2 separate regions of the Homo sapiens genome follow, and region 2 is linked to region 1. A link is a loop called in an ENCODE intact Hi-C map of the cell type or tissue named here. Cell type or tissue: IMR-90. All regions are shown on one strand. Links, peaks and the distances in the headings refer to the core of each region. The heading gives the core; the rest is flanking DNA.

The links. Peaks named below come from ENCODE experiments on the same cell type or tissue, not always from the same donor. Only the 100,000 strongest peaks of a DNase experiment are listed, where the experiment ranks them.
Region 2: it touches region 1 in a loop (5-fold over the local background); 1 of 110 quality-filtered maps calls a loop at or near these places.

Annotation. Positions count from the first base shown.
Region 1 is chr12:106,511,821-106,524,809 of GRCh38, reverse strand. All of the region lies in intron 1 of LOC100287944 (a long non-coding RNA gene), which reads left to right. Among named protein-coding and RNA genes, the nearest start is that of RFX4, 65 kb to the left of the region's middle. In IMR-90, for the core only: no CTCF peak of the experiment used is centred there; a DNase peak (open chromatin) is centred at 5,079; H3K27ac peaks cover 615 bases.
Region 2 is chr12:107,097,702-107,110,690 of GRCh38, reverse strand. LOC124903009 (a long non-coding RNA gene) reads right to left here. Exons shown (of 2, transcript XR_007063445.1): 2 at 11,829-11,983. Among named protein-coding and RNA genes, the nearest start is that of CRY1, 11 kb to the right of the region's middle. In IMR-90, for the core only: a CTCF peak has its summit at 5,776 (motif pointing right); no DNase peak of the experiment used is centred there; H3K27me3 peaks cover 1,883 bases.

The DNA of each region.
Region 1 (12,989 bases), core at 1,807-9,806:
CTTTATTATATGAAATAAACTTCTGGGTAAGCAAATAATTGATGAAAGGAAGTTTCTCTAAACAGGTGTATCCTAGCTAATAAATGAAGAAACGATAGAATGAGCATAGCACCATTTTGCAAACTCTATTAAATTAATGGAGTATTGTGCACGAGTGGCTGCTGACATCACAAAAAGAGGGACAAAACGTGCGTGCCTCCTGTGGGAAGGCGACACCCCCTATGAATGAGTCTTGTCACAAAAGTCAAACTTGATCCAATCGAGCCTTTAGTTCTAACTGCAGACTTACAGAAGACACAGAATACAGAAAAACATGTTGAACTCTACTAAAGGAATGCAACTGGCAAAGTACAAACTATAGGAAACTATATGACAAAGGATCTGGTTTCTTCAAGAAATAAATTGCAAATAAAAGAAGGAGATGGGGACCTGGGAGATAGAAGAGACCAGTGCTGACTGTAAGAGAATTCAAAGATTTATTAACGTTAATTATTTGGATTCCAGTTCTAACATCTGGAAAAAAAATTTATGAGATGATTGGAAAATCTGAATACAAACTGGATATTTGATGACAGTAAGAGACTATTGTTAATTGTTATTATGACAATGGTATTGTGGTTTTTTTTTTAAGAGTGACTTTAGTGGTATATATTGAAATATTTATGGGTGAAATGAATTTGTAAACCTGGGATTTGTTTCAAAATATTCTAGGAGGAGAAAATAGGTGGGGTCATGGATACCAACCTAGCAATGAGTTGATAATCGTTGCAACTGGGTGATGGATAGATGAGGGTCCACTATACCATTCTCTCTAGTTTTGTAAATATTTGGAATTTTTTGTGGTTAAGGTTGAAAAAGTGTGTCTGTGTGTGTATGTGTGTGTGCCTGCATTTATATAACTATATATAGAAAAGTTTTGGATGCCAATTTGCTTTACTTTTATAAATTATTTTACATTATAAAGTAATGCATATGTGATGTCATAAAATACAAAAATAAGTACATGAAATAAACATAACTGAACAAAAAAGAAAACAAGGAAAGTTCTTTTCCTAAGTCCTTCCTCTTCTCCCTCCCTCATCCCACTCTTAACAATTTGTTGTCCAATCGGACATATTTTTGTACCTTGCTAAATCTCTTTCTTTCTCCCCACCTCTCTGTGTCTATCATCTATTTATATATCTACCTACTTATGTATCCATCTACCCATCACTTTTTTTTTTTTTTTTACAAAAATGAGACTTTATATTTCCTAAGTCTCTTTTTTCTTCCAAGTGTGAAACTTAGAGAGCTTTCAGTATTACTAGGTAGGGCTGCGACTGTCTGTCTTCTGTGTAAAGCTGCACAGTACTCCACTGCATGGACTACACTGAAATGTTAACAATTGTTATTTGTGATGAGATTATGAGTAACTTAAGCTACTTTATTGGTGCCTATCTGTAGTTGGTCCACAATGACATGTATTTTTTGTAGAGTACTGTATTTAAAGGACCCCCTGCTATGGGAAGGAATTATGGATCTCCAGCACCCGGGTCTCAGAAGTTTGGGGTTTTCATAAATTGAGGCATTTCTGTATCTAAGTATAAATCCCTAATACAAGAGATCTCCTCAGAATGGGCTTTGGCCATAAAACCCAGATGGTGGCCCCAGCAGTGAGGGATCAGTGGCCTTCCAACTTGGGTCCCAATAAGGTTTATCATTAGAAGCTGCTCCTGAAGTCAGGGAGGTGCAAGGTTCAAGGAAATCTCTTGGCAGCAGCCAGGAGAGTATGAAAGCACACAAACACACACATACATGGACACACACACATACATACAGACATACACACCCAAAAAAACCATACAGACACACATGAACACACATGCACACACACACAGACACACACACAAACACACACACACACACACACACACACACACGAGACTGTCTTCCTAGACCTGCTGTAAAAGGGATGACTCAGCGTTATTTACAGGTTGCTTCTGGTCTAAACTCTGCATTGCTGAAGAAGAATTTGAAGAGTACCTGGATAGCACTGAGGCCATGGGCTGGCGTACCATGTTTGGGTCCTTGAACACATTCTGCAGAACATTCCAGGGCTTTCTGACAAAGGAGGAGAGGTGGTAGAGTAGGCTTAGATCCAAGTCTGGCTCAGGCACTTAGTACTGGGTACCACTGGGCAAATCACTTAGTCTCACAAAACTGAGATAATATTTACCTCACAGGGCTGTGGTATGAGTAAAATGGGATTATGAATGCACACCCTAGATCCTCCATAATCAGATTGATTAATAGATCACCCAGTAACAAAATTTTACCCTGCAGTGGGCCTATAACAAGCTTAGCTCAAAATTGATTTTGCATTTCTTACACATAGGGATTATTTTGTATTAAGACATTTCTCCCAATCACATCAGGTTAGAAGGGAATACAATGGAGGAGAATAACGTCAACCTAGCAGGGTTGGGTAGTGGGATCCTCTACGTAAAGGGATTAGCCCCTAGTACGTGCTCAGTAAGCTTAAGGTTCCTTCTGCAGCAGTATTGGTCAAGTTGGTCAAAGTCCAAACTGTGCAAGTTGTGGGTAGGACAGCATGTTCTTCTGTCACCCTCCCCTCACTGTAATTCCCAAAGCCTCCATTATGCGGGTGGTGGGGTGTGGGGTCTGCTCACTTTGCCTCTCTCTAGCTGCCCTCATCCCGCCCTCCTGATCCTCGTCCATTTCCTCAGGGGCCTGAGAAGACAGGTTAGGGAATCACATTAGTCTTGATAGGAATCAGGTGTTCATGGATGGTCCTCCCAGGTGACTTGCCTGCGGAGTCCAATGTGGGGATTGCAGGCAGGCTGATGGGAGAGAATTCTGGGAAAGGGTGCTGACACCAGCACACTGGAGGCCACACAAAGTCCAGTGGTGTCTCCTAGGTTTGTTTGCCTCTGTTAGACAGTAAGTGGGCAATTAGGAACGCTAAGGCATCATATTAAACAGCCTCCTGCTGCTCCCTCCTCTAGTGCCTTTAACCTCTGCTGACTTCATGCCCTTGAATCAGCTCTCACAGCCTGGTGGGATCCACTGGACTTGCAGACTTCATCTTCCTGGTCCTCTTCACATTCCGACTTGTGACCTCCTTCCTACTTAGAAACCCTCTTCCCTTGGCCTCTGGACTCTGCTGTTTTCTGGCTTTCCTTTGCTGCCCCAACTTGGACTTCTTGGAAGGTGCCTCTCTCCGTGCCCATTCCCCACATGCTGGGGTCCTCAGGGTTCATTCCGACCCTCTTCCCTTCTCTGGAGCGGGTGTGTGTGACATTCATTCTGTGCCCACAATCACTGATGACTTCCCAATCTACCTTGGCAGCCCCTGCCTCTCATTTCCAGATGGGCCACTAACTCAGGGGTCCTGGACACACCCAACTCCATATGTGCCACACAGAACACATCGTAGTGTGTCTGCCACTCGCTCCTTGCCTTGGAGGTTCACTACCCACTTGGCGGTCCAGGCTGTACTTTCACAGTGCCCTTGATTCCTCTCTCACTGCCTGCAAAGTCCTGTCAGCTCTACTTCCTGATGCTCTCACCTCCAGCCCCACCCAGGACCATCTGCCCTTGGCAAATGTCCACTCATTCTTCAAAAGTCAGCTCTGGCAGACACCTCTTCTGGAAAACTTGCCCTGCCTGCACCGGAGCCCCCACTATAGGACACTACGGGCGGCTTCCCCTCCTGTATGATAGAGAAATCTAGTCTGTTATTTTCTACAGCAGGCATTTAAATAGTTTCAAGTGAAAACCCCATAAAGTCAAAATCATCCTTGAAGATAACTTAAACAGCTCATCATTGGGACAGTGGCTATTTGTTTGGTTGAACACCCAGTGGGACAGTACTTTCCATTTAGGGTCTATAAGGTACAAAAAGACTAAAAACTATCCATATCTTTTTAACTCCAGAGATTCACACTGCAGCAGAGATGCTCGTATTGTGAGAGGCATGAGGAGACAGAAGACTACATTCCACTCAACCTGGGCTCAACTATGGCAGGGGTGTGGATGAAGGATGGGAGTGGTATTGTCTGCCTTAAATACTACCCTTCCTTTACCTTTTAAATGCTGAGCATGTAATTGAATTTGCCAAAGTTACATAGGTGAATGGCGGCCTCCTCTCTCTGGTAGCTTCTCTATCTTATCTCCCAGTTCTGAGCATCCAGAGGGCAGGGACATCATCTAACTCATTTCTGTAGCCCCAGAACCTAGTAGAGCATCCGTTCCTAGAAGAGACAGAGAGCGCTGACTGAACAGATAAGTCATAAAACTTTTCCTTGGACTTCTCCAGAGATGTGGAACTCCATAGAAAACGGAACAACCCATTCTGTCATCTGAACAAATAAAGTAGACCTACTGGTTCAAGGTCTCTATTAGCTTACCATGATTCTAACTGGAATTAATGACAGGAAGTAGAGTTCCCAAAGAAGAGCTGGTTGGCAGATAGTAATATTTCTTTGAAGCCTCTCTTGTGGTTGGACCCAACTCATTGATGGGCTTTGGATGGGTTTCAACAGCGGGTAGGCTTGCTCCTCTCTTCCCTAATCCAGGTCTAACAAGATGAGCCCCATTTAAAAAGGCAGGGCAGTTATCCTTTAAGTGAGCACAGTGACTCTTCACAGAAGGACTGATTTTAATAGCCCAGTGCAAGACCCCCTTTAAGGTACAGAATGATTCTGGCACATCAGTAAAGTGTTACACAAAACAGACGTTGAGTATTCAAAATCAAAGGCGTTTTTCATTCACGTGAAAAGGGATCAGTAAGCCGCATGAAAACTGGGGTGTGTAAAAGTCTCCAGGGCCTCTGTCCACAGCAGGAAAAGCTCAGAGCAGATTGGACACAGGGGGAGGCAACCTCAGCCGCCCGTAACTCAAGAGATAGAAGGCAGTGATCTTCCTGCACCGCCTGTTTCATGTGCGGGCTCCTGCTTCTGATCTTATGGCAGTTGCCTAATTGCCAATGACTGTTTCTGTGGACACGAGGGTCTGCTAAATGTGTAAGGCCTGCATTTTTCCAGGGGAGACTTTTTCCTTTGCACATAAGCCAAAGATTCCTTTATATACAAATTCCTTCTTATGTAGGTCATCGGATTCTTACGCGGGGAGCATTAATGCTGTGTTCAATGCACACAGCTGAATATGGACATTATATATAAAATCTGGTAATATGAGGCAGTGTGGATGCCGGATGGGAAGAACAACAATGTCATATGCATGTCTTCAATTTCTTTCACACATGAGACTGTACTCCCTAACTCAGTGCTAGGTAAATACTTTAAGCTGTTTTGTTTCTGAGAGTGGAGATGGCTTTACTTTCAGTCAACCACACCCTTTAACCCAGTCTCCATTGTAATCAAAAGTAAACATTTATAAATTTTTGAACAAAAATTTAAACTTACTACTCCAACAAAGATGAAACCCTACCCTTAGCATGAGAGGCTGCCCCACTTAGGTAACCAATCACATAGCTGGATTGAACTTAATCTAAAAAGAGGAAAAAATGCCACTATACAGGGATGGAAATTAAGTTTCATAAGAAAGCCATTTCCAAGTAATCATGATGATAGCTGGTACTTATTGAGCATTTGTTATGTGCTCAATTGATTGATTCAATTAACCTATGAGTAGGTACTATTATTATTATGGGAGACAGGGTCTTGCTCTATTGCCCAGGCTAGAGTGCAGTGGCATGATCATAGCTCACTGCAGCCTCAAAGTCCTGGACTCAAGTGATCCTCCCACCCTCAGCCTCTTGAGGAGCTGGTACAACAAGCATATACCACCATGCCTGGCTAATTAAAAAACAAAAAATGTGTGGCCGGGCACGGTGGCTCACGCCTGTAATCCCAGCACTTTGGGAGGCCGAGGCGGGCCAATCACGAGGTCAGGAGATCGAGACCATCCAGGCTAACATGGTGAAACCCTGTTTCTACTAAAAATACAAAAAATTAGCTGGGCGTGGTGGCAGGCGCCTGTAGTCCCAGCTACTCGGGAGGCTGAGGCAGGAGAATGGCATGAACCCAGGAGGCAGAGCTTGCAGTGAGCCGAGATCGTGCCACTGCACTCCAGCCTGGGTGACAGAGCAAGACTCTGTCTCAAAAAAAAAAAAAAAAAATTTGTAGATGAAGGGTCTTGCTATGTTGCTCAGGCTGATCTTGAACTCCTGGGTCCAAGTGATCCTCTTACCTTGGCCTCCCAAAGTGCTGGGATTACAGGCATGAGCCACCATACTGGGCCAGTAGGTACGATTACCTCATTTTTACAGACAGGAAACTGAGGCAAAATAATCTGCCAGAGATCATAGAAGTCAGTAGGTTGTGGAGGTAGGATTTGAAGGCAGTCGATTTGATCGCAGAGTTCTTGCTCTCGACCACAGCATGCTCCTGACTCGCAGCTGATGGGTTGTGGCTGTCAGAGCTTGGTGTTCAAGAGTCTGAGATCAAATTCAGGTTTAGCACAATAGACTGGCATGAGCTAGATTAGGGAGCCACCGAGAATGGGAGCACATATATGTGTATTTGCCATCTCTGACTTTATTTAAATGAAAAAGTCCTATGACATCTGTACTATCAGAACTGTGCCTGTCTCATAATCTCTATAAATATTTACTCCTGGATTTTTGTAACATCTGACACTGAATAAGGTAATTAGAATAACTCTCCCTGCAGGCAGAGCAGGTAGTAAATCACAAACAGCCTCCTGTTTCATTGTCTGGACCGATGTTTCCATATTTCAGGTCCTGACAGATTATAGACATCCTTGGGACATGCAAGACCCAGAGTAACGATGAAGGAAACCTACCCGTAACTCACAAAGAGAGTTGTCGATGCTGAGATTTCTGTGCTGGGGACCCAGCCCTATTGCTGTCATATTAAAATGCAAGCAGGACTTTAGCTTGTGTGGAAGAGGGCCCTCCCTAGGACTTTCAAGCCCATTTGCTCCCACAGGGCCATTCAAGGCAGAATTTTCAGCGTTGGGGTGAACTGGGAGCTGAACAGTCCCTGCCACATGGCAGGCGGGCAGATGCAAGGCTGAGGGGTGATTGAGTAAATGATGAAAATCAGCATATGTCCTTGACAAAAACCAAAAATAGGCTAGATCTAGGACAAAATCAAGCTGGGGGCAAATGTGAATGACAACGGAGATTATGATTGATCTTATTTTTATGACTATAACATTACCAACAGATCTATAAAAGTACAGTGTACAACAGGAATGAAACTTATTTAACTTAATGACCAACAAATGATTGACAGCAGCTTGATCTGATGCCATGACAACTGATACATGAAGAAAAAACAAGGGTTTGCATTCATGTTCACATTTGTTAATACAGTCCCTCAATTATCCAGAAGCAGATTGGCTATCAGTTTCCTGAGGACAAAGCTGCAAAAGATTTGCTGAGACTGTTCTCAATTGCTCTGGAATTTAAAACACTTTCATACACATTGTCTAGTTCAGTGGTTCTAAACTGGGGGTGATTTTTCCCGGCAGGGAATGTTGGGCGATGTCTGGAGACATTTTTAATTGTCATGATTAGGGTACATTACTGGCATCTAGTGGGTGGCAGCCAGGCATGTTGCTGAACATCCCACAATGCACAGGACAGCCCCACAACAGAGAATTAGCCAGCCCCAAATGTGAGTAGTGCCAAGCTTGAGAAACTGGCCTAGTTTGAAGTTTACACATACAAAGAAAGAAAAGCGAATCTCTATCAAGTGTGTAGCATGGGGTAGGCCCTGTTCTAAGTGCCTCACTTGAATTAACTCATTTATTAATCACAGCAAACCTATGGGGTAAGTACTATTCTTACTCCTGTGTAAGCCCGCATAGGTCATTAGGTGGGGAGGTATTATATACCCACTGAACAGATTAGAAAGTTGAGACTCAGCTTATTAGTGGAAGCACCTTGGCTCCTTCTTTGTTGATAATACCACTGCCAACTCATTTTTAGGACAGCAGCCCTAAGGCTGGTCATACTCTAAAGCAAGCTTGTCCAACCGGCAGCCCATGGGCCACATGTAGCCCAACACAAATTCATAAACTTTCTCAAAACGTTATGAGATTTTTTTTTTTTTTTGAGATGGAGTCTTGCTTTGTCACCCAGGCTGGAGTGCAGTGGCCCAATATCAGCTCACTACAACCTCCACCTCCTGGGTTCAAGAGATTCTCCTGCCTCAGCCTCCTGAGTAGCTAGGATTACAGGCACGTGCCGCCATGCCCGGCTAAGTTTTGTATTTTTAGTAGAGATGGGGTTTCGCCATGTTGGTCAGGCTGGTCTTGAACTCCCAACCTTGTGATCCGCCCGCCTTGGCCTCCCAAAGTGCTGGGATTACAGGCGTGAGCCACTGCGCCGAGCTGTGATTTTTTTTTTTTAAAGCTCATCAGATATCCTTAGTTTATTTTATATGTGGCCCAAGACAATTCTTTCAATGTGGCTCAGGGAAGCCAAAGGTTGGACACCCCTGCAAAGAGAGCTGAAAAATCCCAGCACCAAACCACCCCTGCAGGTGCCAAGGAAGCTGTGCAGCACCCAGAGCGTCTCTGCTGACTTCAGGGCTTTGCTGTGGGAGAGGCGATGCTGTCCCATCCCTTCAAGGACTTGGACAGCAGACTGACATGACCAGTTGAGATAGGAAGAGAAACCGTGGCCTTCCAAGCACTCACTTAGGCCCCCTTTGAAGTGGGATATCTTTATGGGAGTAGCAGGGAGTGGAGAGGAAGCTAGAGGGAGAAAGCGGAAACCTCCAGACCCAGATTGCTGAGCCTCTCCAGCAGATTTTCTGAGCAGGTTTGGGGAGGGGCCTGAGAATGTGCATTTCTATCAAGTTTCCAGGTGATGCTGATGTTGCTGGTTCAGCGACCAAACTTTGAATACTAGTGGCCTAGAGGCATCCCAGTTGAGTGTGGCTAACCACCCCCCCCACTCCAAAGATCTGTCATTACTTAGCCAGAAAAGACATTATTATTCCACTTTCTTCAAATACAGTGTTCCTAGGAGTCACTATTTGAAGTACAGCAAACTCACCAAACCACCATGCAAGCTATATTAAAAATGTGCCTGCAAACTTCATCCCAGCATCCAATACAAAAGATGTTGAATTCATCATGTTTTAATTGATTCACATCACACCTTGCCTCCATTAATGTGGATGACTGGGAGTTAGCCAGACTTAAAATTTATTATGCATGGAACGAGAGCTATTACCTGACCTTGAAAAATACTTTGAGCATGGTGTGAGATGTTAGACTTGTGAGTAAAAATGTGAGTGTCTGGTTGTGCTGAGATTTTCTGCCGTGACATCCTGATCAAGACTGATTTGCTGAAGCAAATCTCTTCACTGCTTCTGAAGCCTCTTTCTAAAACTCAAACTGGTAGCTTGGCATTAGTAATCTATATACTTCTAGATTGCTACTACTTTTTCCCCCCATTTAAAACTGCCTTTTTAAAGCTTGGCATTAATTTCCCACTAATCTTGGCCCTGTGGGCTGAAGTAGTAAAAATCAACTTTTGGTCAACAAATGAAATAAACTGTTTTCAAGACACATATGGAGTAAATATGGATGGTAAAGAGGTGCTACTTTTACAGTCACTTTTCTGATCATCCGTTTCACAATGGAATTATTTACAGGTCTCTCCGAAACTGGCTCCTCTATTACTCAGACGGCGGAGAACGGATGGGCCCAGCCACCAGCCCTAATGTGCTCACCCTCATGTGGTTCATTACTGCAAATAAAGGTGTTAGCCAAAATGCTCTGAAGCAGCTGAAAACTATCCCATTATGTAGCACCCAATCAAGGACTTCTGTGTTTTTTTCAATCCTTTACTTGACTCTCACCACATGGAAGCATTTTGAGAACGTTCTGTGGGTTTCATGAAACCATTCTGGGACTCCCGCGCCGACGACAGGCCTCACTTTGATGTCAGTGCTAAAATGGTTGTTCCAGGGAAGTGTGCTCACTAAGTCCACCACCTTCCTTCCGCCCATCATTGTTAAACAGGGCAGCTTTCACAAATCGCTTTTGCAAAATCCTATGGGTTCTGCACTTGGTCCTAGTTTCCAAACTCTCTTCGAAAGGAAACTCAGGGTTTGCCTTTCCTAACCCTTGCCTGATGAAGTTGTACAGTTGTACACTGCCAGTCCTGGCAGTGCTGTTAATAAGGTGTATGATATGATTACTGGTTATCATCAATGAAGGCAATAACAAACATTTGTGAACACCTCTTTTGTGCCAGGCACTGTGGTAAGCCCTTTAGATGCGTTATCTCATTTAATCTTAAAAATAGCCCCAGGTGTTGGTACTATTATATTCCCTATTTTGAAGATGGGAAAACTAAAAGAACACAATATGTTATATTTGGAGTGACATATCTATTATGTGAAGAGACTGAAACACAGGTTTAGAGCTTGTATTCTTAAACTCTTAAGTCACCTGGTAAAGATTAAAAAAACTTATTAAACAATGATGTACATTCAGAAAGGTAAAAAGTCCTCAGTGAATATGGCTTAATGCATTTTCATAAAATGAACACACCCATGTAATCAGCACTCAGGTCAAAAAAATATTACCAGCATCCTAGAAGCCCCACTCTTGCACCTCTTAGCCATTAGCCACCCCACTCTGCACAGGGAAATCTTATGACTGTTCATATTATATCTTAATTTTGCCTATTTTTGAGCTTTAAAGGAATTGATATGTTTCTTTTGGGATTAACTTTATTTATTTACTTTTTTTTGAGACGGAGTCTCACTCTGTCGCCCAGGCTGGAGTGCAGTGGCGCAATCTCAGCTCACTGCAACTTTCGCCTCCCAGGTTCAAGCAATTCTCTTGCCTCAGCCTCCCGAGTAGCTGGGACTACAGGTGCCCACCACCATTCCTGGCTAATGTTTGTATTTTTAGTAGAGACAGGGTTTCACCATGTTCGTCAGGCTGGTCTTGAACTCCTGACGTCAGGTGATCCACCCACCTCTGGCCTCCCAAAGTGCTGGGATTACAGGCATGAGCCACCACACCCCATCTGGGCTTAAATTGTTTTGCCCTATATTATATTTGTGAGATTACCTATGATATTATAGGTAGCAGCAGCTCATTTTTCATTGCTGTATAGTATTCCATTGTATCACTGTATTCATCCATTCTCACACTGCTATAAAGATACTACTCAAGACTGGGTAATTTACAAAGGAAAGAGGTTTAATTGACTCACAGTTCTGCATGCCTGTGGAGTCCTCAGGAAACTTAAAATCATGGTAGAAGGGGAAGAAGACGAGTCTTAACACGGAGCAGGCAAGAGAGAGAGTGGGAGAGCAAAGAAAAAAATTACCATTTATAAAACCATCAGATCTCGTGAGAATTCACTCACTATCACGAGAACAGCATTGGGGAAACCGCCCCCATAATCCAATCACTTCCTTCCCTCAACACGTGGGGGTTACACATCCCTCCCTTGACACGTGCGGATTCCAATTCGAGATGAGATTTGGGTGGGGCATAACAGCCAAGCCATATCAATGACCATCCCACAATTTATTCTGTTGTTAATAGGCAGGGATTATTTACAACCTGGGCTACTATAAATAATGCTGCTAGAAACATTTTTGTACACACATACTGATAACACACTCATATTTCTGCTGGCCCACACCTAGGAATGGAATTGCTGAGTATGTTTAGCTTTAATAGATACTGCCAAGTTCCATCCGTGCTGTTATGAATTGGCAAATGTCTTCAGGGGTATGATGGACTGAACTGTGTGTCCCCAAATTCACATGTTGCAGCCCTAGCCCGCAGCATGATCCCATTTGGAGATAGGGCCCTTAAGAGAATAATTAAGGTTGAATGAAGACATATGAGTGGGACCCTGATCCAACAGGACTGGCATCCTAAAAAGTGACACCTGAGCTCACTCACATGCTCCCTTATTGTGTGCCAAGGAAAGGCCACGTGAGGCTGCAGTGAGAAGGTGGCCACAAGCAGCCAGGAAGAGAGGCCCACTAGACCTAACCCTGTGCACATCTTTTGTCTTGGACTTTTGAGCCTCTTGAAATGTGAGAAAATACATCTCTGTCGTTTAAATCCACCCAGTCAGTGATTTCACATTTTATTAGCTGGAGCTGGCAAATCCAGAAGAGTTGTGAAGAAGCTGAGCTCACTTCAATGTACTTCCTTTCTATATGGGATCTTGACCTCTCTGATCCTGGCATCTGGGCAATTTTGTGCCCACAGTCTTGTCTCCCCAGCCCTTTGATTCTGTCAAAGCTCATGTCAGGGTCACAGCCTCTTCAATGGCTTTGGTGTGGCTTTTCAGCCTCATCCTGTGCCACTTCCAGCCTCGCAAAAGACTGGAGGGAAAAAAGTGCTTTGAGGGTGGTCTGTAAAAGGTTACTCTATCATTACTGGAAAAGAAAATCTAATTATTTATAAACAACTCTTTAAATAAAGTTTAAATAAACTCTTTAAATAAAAAATAACTATTAAAGTTATTTGTAAGTTAATTGTTTTTAACTTACAAATAAATAAAACCGTAGTGGGACTAGCTTACCAAATCTGGCTGCTTTTTTTTTTTTTTTTTCCCTAGAGATGGGGTCTTGCTGTGTTGCCCAGGATGGTCTCAAACTCGTAGGCTGAAATGACCTTCTCGCCTCAGCCTCCTGAGTAGCTGGAACTACAAGTGCCTGCTACCATGCCTGGTGTCTGGCTGCTTTTCATTAAAGTATTTCTCAGAGTCAAATAGCTATTCAAATGTGGCAGTTGCTAATTTTTGAGATATCAATCTGATAGAATTTTTTCCTTTAAGGATGTCTCGACTTGAAAACCCATACTTTCTAGATCTTGTAAACTTAGAATTTCCTAGACACTTAGAAAGGTGACTCCCTCAGAAAGATTAGACTGGCTTGGAATGGTTTCCTGAGAAGGATGTTCATTTATAAAAGATACAACCATTCAAGGGCATCTGAATT
Region 2 (12,989 bases), core at 2,432-10,431, 590 kb before region 1:
TCAAGGAAGGGCTGAAGTCCAAGGAACTCTGTGAGACTTCATTCTGTTTAAAGCAGGAATTGGAAAGTATTCCCCAGGTACAAGGGGAAGATGGTGTTCATCTGTGTGTAATGAGAGAGGAAAGGAGCTGGCAGTGTATTGAGTTTATGCTTAGGAGCAGAGACATGATTGTGTTACTGGAAAGGTATCCCAATCCAGATCCCAAGAGAGGGTTCTTGGCTCTTGCACGAGAAAGAATTCAGTGCAAGTCCACAGAGTAAAGTGAAAGCAACTTTATTAAGAAAGTAAAGAAACAAAAGAGTAGCTACTCCATAGACAGAGCAGCGGCATTGGCTGCCCAGCTGCTTATACTTACTGTTAATTCTTGATTATACACGAAACAAGGGTGGATTATTCATGAGTTTTCTGGGAAATGGGTGGACAATTCCCAGAACTGAGGGTTCCTCCCCCTTTTAGACCATGTACGGTAACTTCATGACGTTGCCATGGCATTTGTAAACTGTCATGGCGATGGTGGGAGTCTTTTAGCATGCTGATGCATTATAATTAGCGTATAATGAGCAGTGAGGACGACCAGAGGTCACTTTCATCAACATCTTGGTTTTGGTGGGATTTGGCCGTCTTCTTTACTGAAACCTGTTTTATCAGCAAGGTCTTTATGACCTGTATCTTGTGTCGACCTCCTGTCTCATCTTGTGACTAAGAATGTCTTAACCTCCTGGGAATGCAGCCCAGTAGGTCTCAGCCTTATTTTACCCAGCCCCTATTTAAGACGGAGTCATTCTGGTTCAAACACCTCTGACAATAGTAATCATAACCCAAACGTGGATTCCCTGCTCCATAAGCCCTTGCCTCCCCCTGTATCCTCAATTTGCTGTCACCTCTGCCCCTAGTGTAGTGGTGGTGGTGGTGGTAAGGGATTTTGGTAGGATCTCATCTCACTGCTACATTAAAAACAAAAAAATATATATATTTCTACTTGGGAGGCTGAGGCAGTAGAGTGGCATGAACCTGGGAGGTGGAGCTTGCAGTGAGCCAAGATCGCGCCACTGCACTCCAGCCTGGGCGACAGAGCAAGACTCCATCTCAAAAAAAAAAAAAAAAAAAGTATTTCTGACACCCTGATGTCCCCAGGAGAATCCCTGAATGTAGATTTCATTTCCTAGTACTTCTCTGCAGGCAGGCCTGAGAGCCATTGGTAACCAATGATAGTGTTTTTCTACTGGAAAATTTATTTCTGAATCACAGCCTGTGTGGGCCTGCTTTATCTGACTGCTGTGCCACGAGCCTTCCCTTCTACCATCTCCCACTTTGCTCCCTACTCCTCAATGGCCTTTCACTTCCTGCTCTCTCTGCTTGCTGGATTTTACCCTTGTTTCTTGTGCCAGTCCCCCCTCCCCTTACCTTTAACCTTCAAGTCTTAGTTTCAGTTCCGCTTAGGCTTGGACTAACTCCTTTTTTTATAACCTCCTGTATTCCTATGATCTTTCTTCTGGGTAGGACCTACATCCAGGTTACAATTCGCTTTCAGTGTTGTCTTCCCCACTGGGCTCCATCCACTAGGGCGTGGGCTATGTTTGTGTTTACTGTTAGAGTCCGAACTCCTAGCACGTGTCTGTCACGTAACTGATCTACAAAAACTGTAACGTAGAATTGAATTGAAATCAGAACTCTAATCTTCAAAATTAAAAAAAGAAATAGTGTATCTTGAAAGTCAGTGTTTGAGAAAACCAAGTTTAATGAAGAGTTAAATGAAGATTTCTGAAGCTTTCAAAATTGACACATATGAACAGTAAACTCTTTATTGAAATCTAACATATGGAAAAGTGTCCAAATCCTAAATGCACAGTTTGATGAATGTTCACAATGTGAGCACTCCCATGTAACCACCCCCAGGTCAGAAGACTCCAGCACCCGAGAAGTCCCCTTTGTGTCCCCTGACAGTGAATACTATGTTTTTTCAACTTTAATTTAAAAAAAATAATTTCTAGGCTGAGTGTGGTGGCTCATACCTATAATTCCAGCACTTTGGGAGGCTGAGGTGGGAGGATCACTTGAGCCCAGTAGCTCGAGACCAGCCTGGGCAACATAGTGAGATCCCATGTCTAAAAAATAAATTAGCCAGGTGTGGTGGCACACAGCTGTGATCCCAGCTACTTGGGAGGCTGATGTGGGAGGATCACTTGAGCCCAGGAGGTTGAGGCTGCAGTGAGCTATGATTGTGCTACTGCATTTCAGCTTGGGCAACAGAGCAAGACCCCACCCCCACCAAAATAATAATAAATAATACTAATTTATAATGGTACTTCATTGTTTGTAGATGTGAGTAGCACTGAATATAAACGTGGGATCTTAGATAGGTTAATCTCTCTGTGCCTTAGCTGCCTCATCTGGAAAATGGAGATGCTAATAGTAGCTTTCTAATAGGATTGATCCTAGAATACACAATAAATGTTAGTGATTGAATCAATCACGGTCAAGCTAGGAAATAGGAACCTTGTTAAGTCTTTCAAACAAAGGAAAAATAACAAAGAAAACTAGTGTTGGAAGAACAAAGAAGCCCAGCAGTTTAGTGAGACAACCCAGAGATCATCAACAGCAGAAAGTGGCTCCCATCCTTAGGCCTGGAGGAACAAAAGAACGAAATGGTCTTGTCACAGCCAATTGTCTTGACTAGGCAGGAACTGGTACCCCTGAGAGAGGGGCTGTCCAGCAGGTAATAGAACTGTGAACCTAAAAAACCTGAGACAGGTCTCAGATAATTTAGAAAGTTTATTTTGCCAAGGTTGAGGACACACGCCTGTGACACAGCCTCTGGAGGTCCTGACATGTGCCCAAGGTGGTAGGGGCACAGCTTGGTTTTATACATTTTAGGGAGACATGAGACATCAAGCAATATGTGTAAGATATACATTGGTTCAGTCTGGAAAAGTGGGGCAACTCGAAGAGGGGAGGGGGCTTCCAGGTCATAGGCAGATAAGAGACAAATGGTTGCATTCTTTTGAGTTTCTGATCAACCTCTCCAAATGAGGCAATCAGATATGCATTTATCTCAGTGAGCAGACGAATGACTTTGAATAGAATGGGAGGCAGGTTTGCCCTAAACAGTTCCCAGCTTGACCTTTCCCTTTTAGTTTAGTGATTTGGAGACCCCAAAATTTATCTTTCTTCCTCAGAACCATAGAGGAATCACAGCCGCTGCCAGAAATGATGTCACTGAAATAGCTGTGGCACTGAGGGCAGTGGGTGGAGGTAAACCCTGATTTCTCTCCTCCTGCCTTCCAGTCTAATGCCAGTGCCTCCCGGGGGCCAAACCTATGTGGAAGCCAGAGGGTGAGGAACCTGCGGAAGGTTGTTCAATGTGATTTAGAGCAGGGGAAATACTCTTGTTGTTATTATTATCTAATTTCAAAGTATATACCTTTCCTTATTCTTGATAAAAAGTGTTTCATTAGCATTAATCTTATATTTATTGATAAATACTAGGATTTCTTTTGGGCTCATGTGGGAAACCAAAATATGCCACCCTAAAATATGCATCTTTGGCATATTCAAGATGGCTGTTCAGCAGGGCTGCAGAGGCAAGAATGGCTCTGGAAAGCTGTCCTTTGTAGGGGAGATTTGCATCTGTGGAGGATATCTACCTTAGTGATGAAAACAGCAATGTAGAGGTGTTCTCTGAAGTCCCCTTATCTGGATCCAGGAAAGATTAACACTCAGGAAACGGAGGCTAAAAGTCTGACCCTTTTAGAGGTCTGACACTTTTACAGAAACTTTCCACAGGGTGCCATCTATTCTTTCTTAGGGCTGCGACCTGGGAGGCTTTACCTGCATCCCAGGACAGCTTTTGCTCACCATGCCTTTCCTCCCCTCACCCTTCCATAACCTGTCACCATGTTCCAAGCCCCTCTTTCCTTCTGTCTGGTATAAAAACTGCAGTCATATGGCCTTCTTGGAGTCTTATAATTGCAGGACTCCCATGTCCATGTGCATATTGATAAGTTTGTATGTCTTTCCTCCTATTAATCTGACTATTGTCAGTTTATTTCTCGGACTCAAACATCAAACTTCCCAAAAGAACAGGGAAAATTCCATTGTCCCTATACTCACAGGTGGTGTTCACATAACATTGCTGTGTAACAAGCTACTCCAAAATTGCGTGGCTTAAAACAGCAACAATCACTGATTTGCTCATAAATATGCAATTTGGGCAGGGCTTGGAAGAGGCAGCTTGTCTCTGCACCATATGGTAATTTGACTGGGGGCCAGAGAATCCACCTGCACACCACTGTATCCCCAGTGCCCAGAACATGGCCTGGAACATAGGAATATATTGCTATAAAAAAATTTGACTGGCCAAATCAATCGCAGCCTGAAACAAGCCCCACTTCTAGATTTGCAGTCATTTGAGCCAATATACTTTCTTTTAAGTCAGTTTGAGATGCATTTTCTGTAGCTTACAACCCAAAGATTGTTAACTGATAGGAAGGAGGTGAGGAAGTGAAGGCAGAAGTAAAGAGTAAAGTGTCTCAGAGATGCAAGAAGTGGTATCCAGATTACCAGAGATTAAGGAGAGCTGTCCCCAGCAATGGAGGAGGAGTAGGAGTCCCAGACATCTCTTGGTGGCAGTGTCCCAAAGAAATGGCAAGGCTCAGAGAGGCAGGGGGTGGACTAGGGAGGCAGCAACATGGCCAGGTGAGGGAGAGATCCCAGCAGCAAGAACAAAATGAACCATGATTCTGTAACTAACACACAAAATCAGCAGATAGCCACCCAGATCTGAAATGACCATATAGGAGAGTGGCCATCTGTGCAGAGGCCAGTAGGAACAGACGGAGGGCCCCCAAAATGTGGGTACTGCATGGGGCCGCATAGTCTGATGACTCCCAGGAAGTAAAAGGGAAACTCAAAAAAATGACTGAGGTCAGTTTCTTACCAGCCTGGCAGACTAGGGGCATGGCATGAAAAATTAAGTTGATTTTTAGAAAATAAATTTTCTCAACATCAGGATTTGGAGACTGAGATTCACATCAGTTAAACAGGAGTGATCATGAGCTTGTTTAAGTTGCAAAGACTGGAGGAAATGGTGTGGGGGGGCGGGCAGGTGAAGGGACTGGTGGGGGTTGGATGCTGAATGCTCAGGAGGTCAGGATCCTCTTGAGCCCTGTGGAGGGAAAGTGACTTACAGGCTCTTCTACTACAAAAGATATTTATGTTATGCAAATTAGCTTATAGATTATTGGTTAATACAGAAATGATGTCAGTGAAAGGCAAAAGCTTTGATGATTCATATGCAATTTTACCCAGTACATTAATGTTTTATTCCACTAAGAAACAACAGTGAATGGCAAAGTAGATCCGCAGAGATGAACACAGCAAGCCACGGAGGAAAACCATACTGTGCCGGATACTCATGACTCATCCCATGTTTGTCTCCTGTCTTGATTTGGCCATAGGTGGAGTCATGCTCAACTTTTGTTTATTACATTCTTATCTCCATAAATCAATAGGCTCAACTTGTTCTTATACGCTTTGCATCAAGCTAGCAACACTTTTAAAAAGTAAAGCTTTATGTTTCTTTAATGAGAACTTGTCTTTTTAATTGTGCTGTCATTTTACTAAGATTGTTATTTTTGTGAGTACTGTGGTTAAGTTGTGTACATTTTAAGTGGTTCGTTCCAACCAAATGTTTCCATCAGCGTTATTGTTTTAATTGTGCATCTTTGCTGAAGTATTGTATAGATTTTTCTGGAATTTCTTGTACTTCTTGCACTAGCCTCCAGGTGGCATCACCAGCACCAGACAACTTCTTGGCTGTCACCAGACAACTTCTTGGCTGTCGTGGGACTCTGAGAGGTGTGGGCCAGGGAAGTAGTGGACTGGGCAGTGCCTGTTCTCGCTATCAGCATTTATGTGTACCTTGCCTTCTCTAAATTTGCCTATTGGTCTTGTCCACTAACTATTCTTACACAAAAATCTAGCTTTGAGGACAGAGGGTTTTTCTTTCTTCAAAGAGCTCCTACCAGTTTGTGTGTGTGTGTGTGTGTGTGTGTGTGTGTGTGTGTGTGTGTGTGTGGCTTTGGTTGATACACGAAGCAACTACTAAATCCACTTCTCTACCCTGACCCCTCTTCCAAGTATTACCATCTCAATACAACAACCCCAAGAGTGGCTGGTTTTGTCCCCACTAAATGCCCAAGTACCACGGAGCTAAGCACCATAGAAGCACTTTGATAGCTCTGAGTAATGCACAGCACGATTCAGTGCCATCTCTCTGTTCTTTCTTTCCATTTCTTCCCTGCTTCCTACCAGCAGGCTCTGTTGATATTGCAGTTATAAAAAATACCCCTCCAGGTAACTGTCATTGTTCATTAGATCTTCTATTTATACTTGACAACCTTTTTCTTACATATATCGACTTCACCACATGAACATTTTTAATAAATATATTGCCGTAAGTTGCACAACCATCTACTCCTTTGGAATCCTTTCTTTTTTGTTCCTTTTTTTTAAACAAAAAAAAATATGTTTTAAATTTGCCTAGTATAAGTGCTACTTTCTACAGAAGGCCTTCCCAGGTTTGTCTTAACCAGAATTATTCTGCCTTCCCCCATGCTCTGATAGCCCTTGGTTTGCACCTATATAAAAGCACCTAAATACCAGTGCAATGGAGGCAGTAGAGTATGCTGGGCAACCCACAGCCTCTGGAGTTGGGAGAGCCTGGCTTTGTATCCTGCCTCTTTTAGCTTCAAAGACAAGTTATGAGAACTTAACCACTCTGGACCTCAGTTTTCTCATCATAAGATGGCAGTAGTAATATCTATCTCATAGGGGCTGTTGTAAAAATTAAGTAATGTTATCTAAGGTACTTAGCAAAGTACCTAATAGAGTAGTTCTGTGTCTGGCATATAGTAAGGATTCAATTTATCTTGGAGATTATTTAGAGAATTTTGGACATTTAACCATTCACTTAATAAATAAATATTTATTAACAATAATTAATTAATAATAAATAAATAATATAATAAATATTGTGAATAACAATTCATTCACTTAATAAATATTCACTTACATAAATATCAACAAATATAAATACTCCAGTGGGGAGAGACACATGTAACCAAACAAATATATAACATAATATCAAATACTGGTGAGTGCTGTAAAGAAAAATCAAGGGGATAAAGGGAATAGAGAAGGATGAGGGGTGTAGATGCAGTGGACAGGTAAGAAGACCACCCTAAGGAGGTGATACTGGGGCAGACACCTGAGGGCAATGAGGGAGGGAGGCATGAGAATGTCTTGGGAAAGAACATTCCAGGCAGAGGAAGTAGCAAGGCCAGAGGGAGCATTGCTGGCCTGCTTGAGGAAGAGCAAGGAGTGAGTAAGAAGAGAGTGGGAAGAGTAGAAGCCAGAGAGATGGATGGGCCGCGAAGAGGATGCAGAGGCAGGCCAGATCGCAGTGCCAGATAGCTTGTGCAGGTCTTTGGAGTTTCTACAACATTTGGCTGGATTTAGTAGCAACTACTATATTTTTCAGTCTGTAAATCAGATGCCTTCACTTTTTTTTTTTTTTTTAAGATGGAGTCTCATTCTGTCACCCAGGTTGGAGTGCAGTGGCATGATCTCAGCCACTGCAATCTCCACTTCCTGGATTCAAGCGATTCTCCTGCCTCAGCCTCCCGTGTAGTTGGGACCACCTGCACGCACCACCATACCTGGCTAATTTTTGTATTTTTAATAGAGATGGGGTTTTGCCATGTTGGCCAAGCTGGTCTCGATCTCCTGACCTCCGGTGATCTGCCTGCCTCGGCCTCCCAAAGTGCTGAGATTACAGGTATGAGCCACCGTGCCCAGCCTGCCTTCATTTTTCTAGAGCTAAACTAGAGTTAAACTATTTTAAAGTCTCAGTCTGCTCACTGGTTGAAAACTGGGCTAGTCAATTCTAGATCATTTCACGTTGAAATTCAATCAATTCTGAAAAACATCTAAGGAGATGTCTCCTGCTTCTCTTCAGGATAGCATCTCTGTCCCCAGATGCTTAAGGAACATTACATCCTTACAAAGGAAGGGTATTGATCTGGCTGACATTCCTTACCTGTCTACACTGTCATTTGCTGAATGTATGATCCTGTCTGGTCTTCAAATGTTATCTCTCCAGGCTGGCATGTGTTGAGATGCCCATGTCCCCATCTGGTCTTTGGCCACAACCTCTTGTGACACCTTGTACCATGCTGTCCCCTTGGCATAACCCCTTAGTTATCTGGTTTTGTCTTTCAGGTAATTTTTGTGGCCCTCTAAAGATGAGGAAAAGTCTAGAAAAGTCCACCTGTTCTCTTAGCCTGCAGGCTTCTGAGGCCCAGTGGCATCCCATACAGGCTTACTGTGCTGAGCCATAGCAAAGTGGCATGGAATTTCCATGAGACTCAGCCTCCAGATTTCAGATGGGAAGCTGGCACAAATCTCCTCTACCCTCAGATCACCCTAAACTTATCTAGACATCTGGAGCTAATCCTAGATAAAGGCAGATGAGATATTTTGTTCTTACTTTAGTTAAGATAGATAATTTTAATCTTATTTTCCTTGCCCTCATATTCCACCCCAGCCTGGAGGATTTTTATACAGTGTTATGAGAAGGAGTGGGAAGCAGCAAATCTTTTCTGATTTACATCCGGACCAAGGCTCTTGAATTTAGAACAAAAAAATGCTGGACTACCTTTGTCCTCTAGTTCTGCCCCTCTGAGGTGAAAAGACTCCCATCCAATGACCTGCATGGGGATGGTCACAGGACAGAAAAAGATCTGTGGGGAAAAAACATTGGCTAATATTTCACAATATCATATTGCCACATTTGTAACTATTTACACTTTCTAAAAGTACCTGGTCAAGAAAAAGGGTAAGAACAAGAGAACTGTTCACAAGTACATTCTGGTGGACTAGGTCAGTTCATGGACTATATCAATCAGTGTCCAATCAGACACAGAAACCACACAGTAAATCAAACAGGAAATATTTAATAAATAGAATGATCAATTATAACAGATGATTGATTTAAAAAGTGTAGGGGGAATTCTAAAGAATATTCAAAAGTACTGAGGGAGAATACCCAACAAAGGACAAACTTGGAAGTGGGAGTGCAGGGAATCCTCTCTAAGGGTGGGACTCGGATCTCATTGGAGAATGTATTGCTGTAGCCACTGGATAATGAAGAAGTTGGCTGCGTTTCCCTGAGCTCAGGTGGGGTCTACATTCACCAGGTAGAGGCCAGAGGGCAGAAAACATGGATGGGAGTGGCCATAGGAAACACCTTCCCAGAATGCAGGTGGACTGAGGCTGGGTAGCCAACTGTGGGGATGCCCGCAAGACTCACTGGATCCACCAGCAGAGATGCCAGTGAAACCTGACAGAAGTGAGTGCTACCGCATGTCCCTCTCCAAGGCATCTTTGTCAGTGGCAAAATAAGTACAAGAAAAAGAAAACAGAAAGACCGGAACTAGGAAGAGAAGCCCCTTCCTCCTGTAGTTTCCCTCCAATGCTCTCTACTGAGAATGTTTAGCATCGTGCCAGTGGCAAAGATGAAATCCTTACAGGGCCTGGTTCCATTAACAGAGAGGAAGTAATGAAAGATGAATTTGGAGCTGAGAGGCAATAAATTGATAACTAATATATGGATGAAATGCAGTGTTAAATGTGATCAATTGGGTGTTAGCAGGGCCTCTAGAAGAACAATGGATTAAGAGTTGAGCACAAGGCATTGTAGCAAGTAGTAATGATATAACAAATACTCTGCCCTCCTGGAGTTTGCATTTGGGGTTGGAGCAGGCATAGGTTGACTGAGAATAAATAAGTAAACAAACAAACAAAAACACAGATCATAATTGGTGCCACGACAAAAGTAAATAGAGAACTATGATAAAGAATAAGAAGGGACCCTTTTTAGCCAGGCACAGTGTTTCATGTCTGTAATCCCAGCACTTTGGGAGGTTGAGATGAGAGAATCACTTGAGTCCAGGAGCTGGAGACCAGCCTGGGCAATACAGGGAGACCTCATCTCTAAAAAAATGTTAAAAAATAGCTGGTGCATGGTGGTGGTCCCAGCTACTCAGAAGGCTGAGATAGGAGGATCACTTGAGCCTAGGAGGTCAAGGCTGCATTGACCCTGAGCTATGATCACCCGACTCCACTCCGTGGCCTGGATGACAGAGACCTTGTCTAAAAAAAAAACAAAAAAAAACAAAAAAAAACAAAAAAAAACAGAGAGAGAGAGAGACCCTTTTAAGAATAGGTAGACATGGAGGACCTCTCTGAAGAGTTAGCAAAAAATTCTGGATGATCTTGAAATAGTCGAAAAAGATTACTAGGTCTCTTGACCAGTGTACCCTTCAAGTTATTCTCTGCCTATCATTTTAGTTTTTTTTTTTTTTTGCTATATTTGAGCTATTTTATAACTCTGTAAATTGCAGATAATTGATAGCAATGCAAATGAATCCTGTCCTTGGACATGCAAATGAATGCTGTCCTGTGAAAGTACAATTGATCTCCATTCCCCTACCCCTCTGTGGAAGAAGTCAGTTTCACATATATTAAGCAAATTCATTTTAAATGCATGACGGCCTATCTGTGTAACTGCTCTTTGGATCCTCCGTTTAATCCATTGTAACATCATATGGGTTCCTTCATTAATTAGTGAGTTAAGTGAAATTTTTGACATGTTCATTTTATATTCATAAAAAAGTCATAACTTACCTTTAAAAAATAATTACAGTGAGCTATGACCATGCTACTGCACTCCAGCGTTGGCAACAGAATGAGACCCTGTCTTAAAAAAAAAATCACCCTTTAACACATTTAAATTCAATCCCCCAAAGACTCCAGTGTGAAGGATACTCAGCCAACATTCACATCATATCAGGATTGAACGAGCTGAACAGACTGTCTACTCCTTCATTATTTGTGTATTAACAGATGCCAAAAATCACCTCTGCAAGATGGGTTCAAGAGACAACACAGGCTTTTGATTTAGAGATCTGACTCACTTTTATCAAGAGTGTTCATGAAATCAAGGATACATTGATTTTTCTAACATTGTTGGCAGTTAAAAGAACCTTTAACAGGACTCATATATTTCTGAGCTCACAGCAGGGTCACGTTCATAGAATTTTAAAATAGCACAGAAAACTTAGAAATCATGTAGTTCAGTTCCCTCATTTTATAGATGAATTAGGCCAAGAAAACCTGGGTGACTTGTTCAAGATGATCAACTAATTTAATGGCAAGCTGAGATACAAACTGCTCTCTTCCTCTTAGTCCTGTACTCTCTTACCACCACAATGTTGGAGCCAACCAGAATTTCAAAAATGATTCCTAACAATGGCCTCCACCTCTTCTTTCCCCCTTTATACATAATATTCACTCTGAAAAGAATGGGAGTGTGTGTGTCAGTGAGGGATGGTATATTTTAAGGAAAGAGTTTTGGATCCAAAAACAGTATTAGTTTTTCAACGGGTTTGACTATGTATTTGTGTTTCTGAGTTTCTGTTTCTTCAACAGCAAACTGGGCACAGATTCTTATTAAATAATTATTAAATATTAATAAACTGCATAATTAAGATTACTAGGATTAATAATCTATACAAATAAGCTTGCACATAGTAGGTGCTCAAAAGCCATAGCTAGTATTAAATGGTAACCCTCCTCCCCTAAATCATTTATATGCCATAAAAACCCTTCAGTATTTGAGGAATGTGCAGTTGACACTACTGACACTTTTATAATAAATTAGCATTTTATGTTTAAATGAAAGTTATACACACACCCCCACACAGCTGTTTAAAAAAAAAAACCTGTTTTTATTGAATGAAAAATCCACAAACGTAAGTCAACTCTATACAAATCAATATTCTCTGCACCTCCCACTGTTTCATTTGGATGCTTGAAAACAATTCTTATGTCTTTAGACACAATCTGCTTACTTTCAAATTGCCTAAAAGGAAACACAAAACATTGTATTTTAAAAAGTACAATAATGGGCCCTGAAGAATGAAGCAATCCAAGTGAAGGCACAGCTCTGTATACCAGATCTGCTGCATAGGCGAGGGGAGGCTAAGTGTGGTGATGACCCAAGGCTTATCCTCATCAGTAAAAATGACCCATATTTGCTTAACACTTTACAGTGAACACAGGGTTTCCCTTCCCTTCCCTCCCCTCCTCTCCTCTTCCCCTCCCCTCCCCCTCTCCTCCCTAATCCCCCTCCCCTCCCCTCCCTTCCCTTCCCCTCTCCCCTTCTCTCTCTTTCTCTTTCTTTCCTTCCTTCCCCTCCCTCCCTCCCCCTTCTTTTTCTTTCTTTCTTTCTTCCCTTTTCTTTCCTTTCCTTTTCTTTTCTTTTCCCTCCCTCTTCCTTTCCTTTTCTTTTCTTTTCCCTCCCTCTTCCTTTCCTTTCCTTTCCTTTCCTTTCCTTTCCTTTCCTTTCCTTTCCTTTCCTTTCCTTTTCTTGACAGGGTCTCACTCTGTCACCCAGGCTGGAGTGCAGTGGCATGGTCTTGGCTCACTGCAGCCTCCATCTGCCAGCTACATCAATCCTTCTACCTCAGTCTCCCTAGTAGCTGGACCAGGCCTGGCTAATTTCTTTGTATCTTTTGTAGATATGGGGTGTTACCATGTTGCCCAGGCTGCTCTCTAACTCTTGGGCTCAGGGGATCCTCCCCAGGGTTTTCATTGTATTAGTATGTTCTCACACTGCTAATACAAATGTACCCGAGACTGGGTAATTTATAAAGGAAGGAGGTTTAACTGACTCACAGTTCAGCATGGCTTGTGGGGGGCCTCAGAAAACTGACCACCATGGTGGAAAAGGAAGCCAATACACCCTTCTTCACATGGAGGCACCAAGGAGAAGTACCGAGCAAAAGGGGGAAAAGCCCTTCATAAAACCATCAGATCTCAAGAGAACTCACTCACTATCATGAGAACAGAAAGGGGGTAACTGCCCC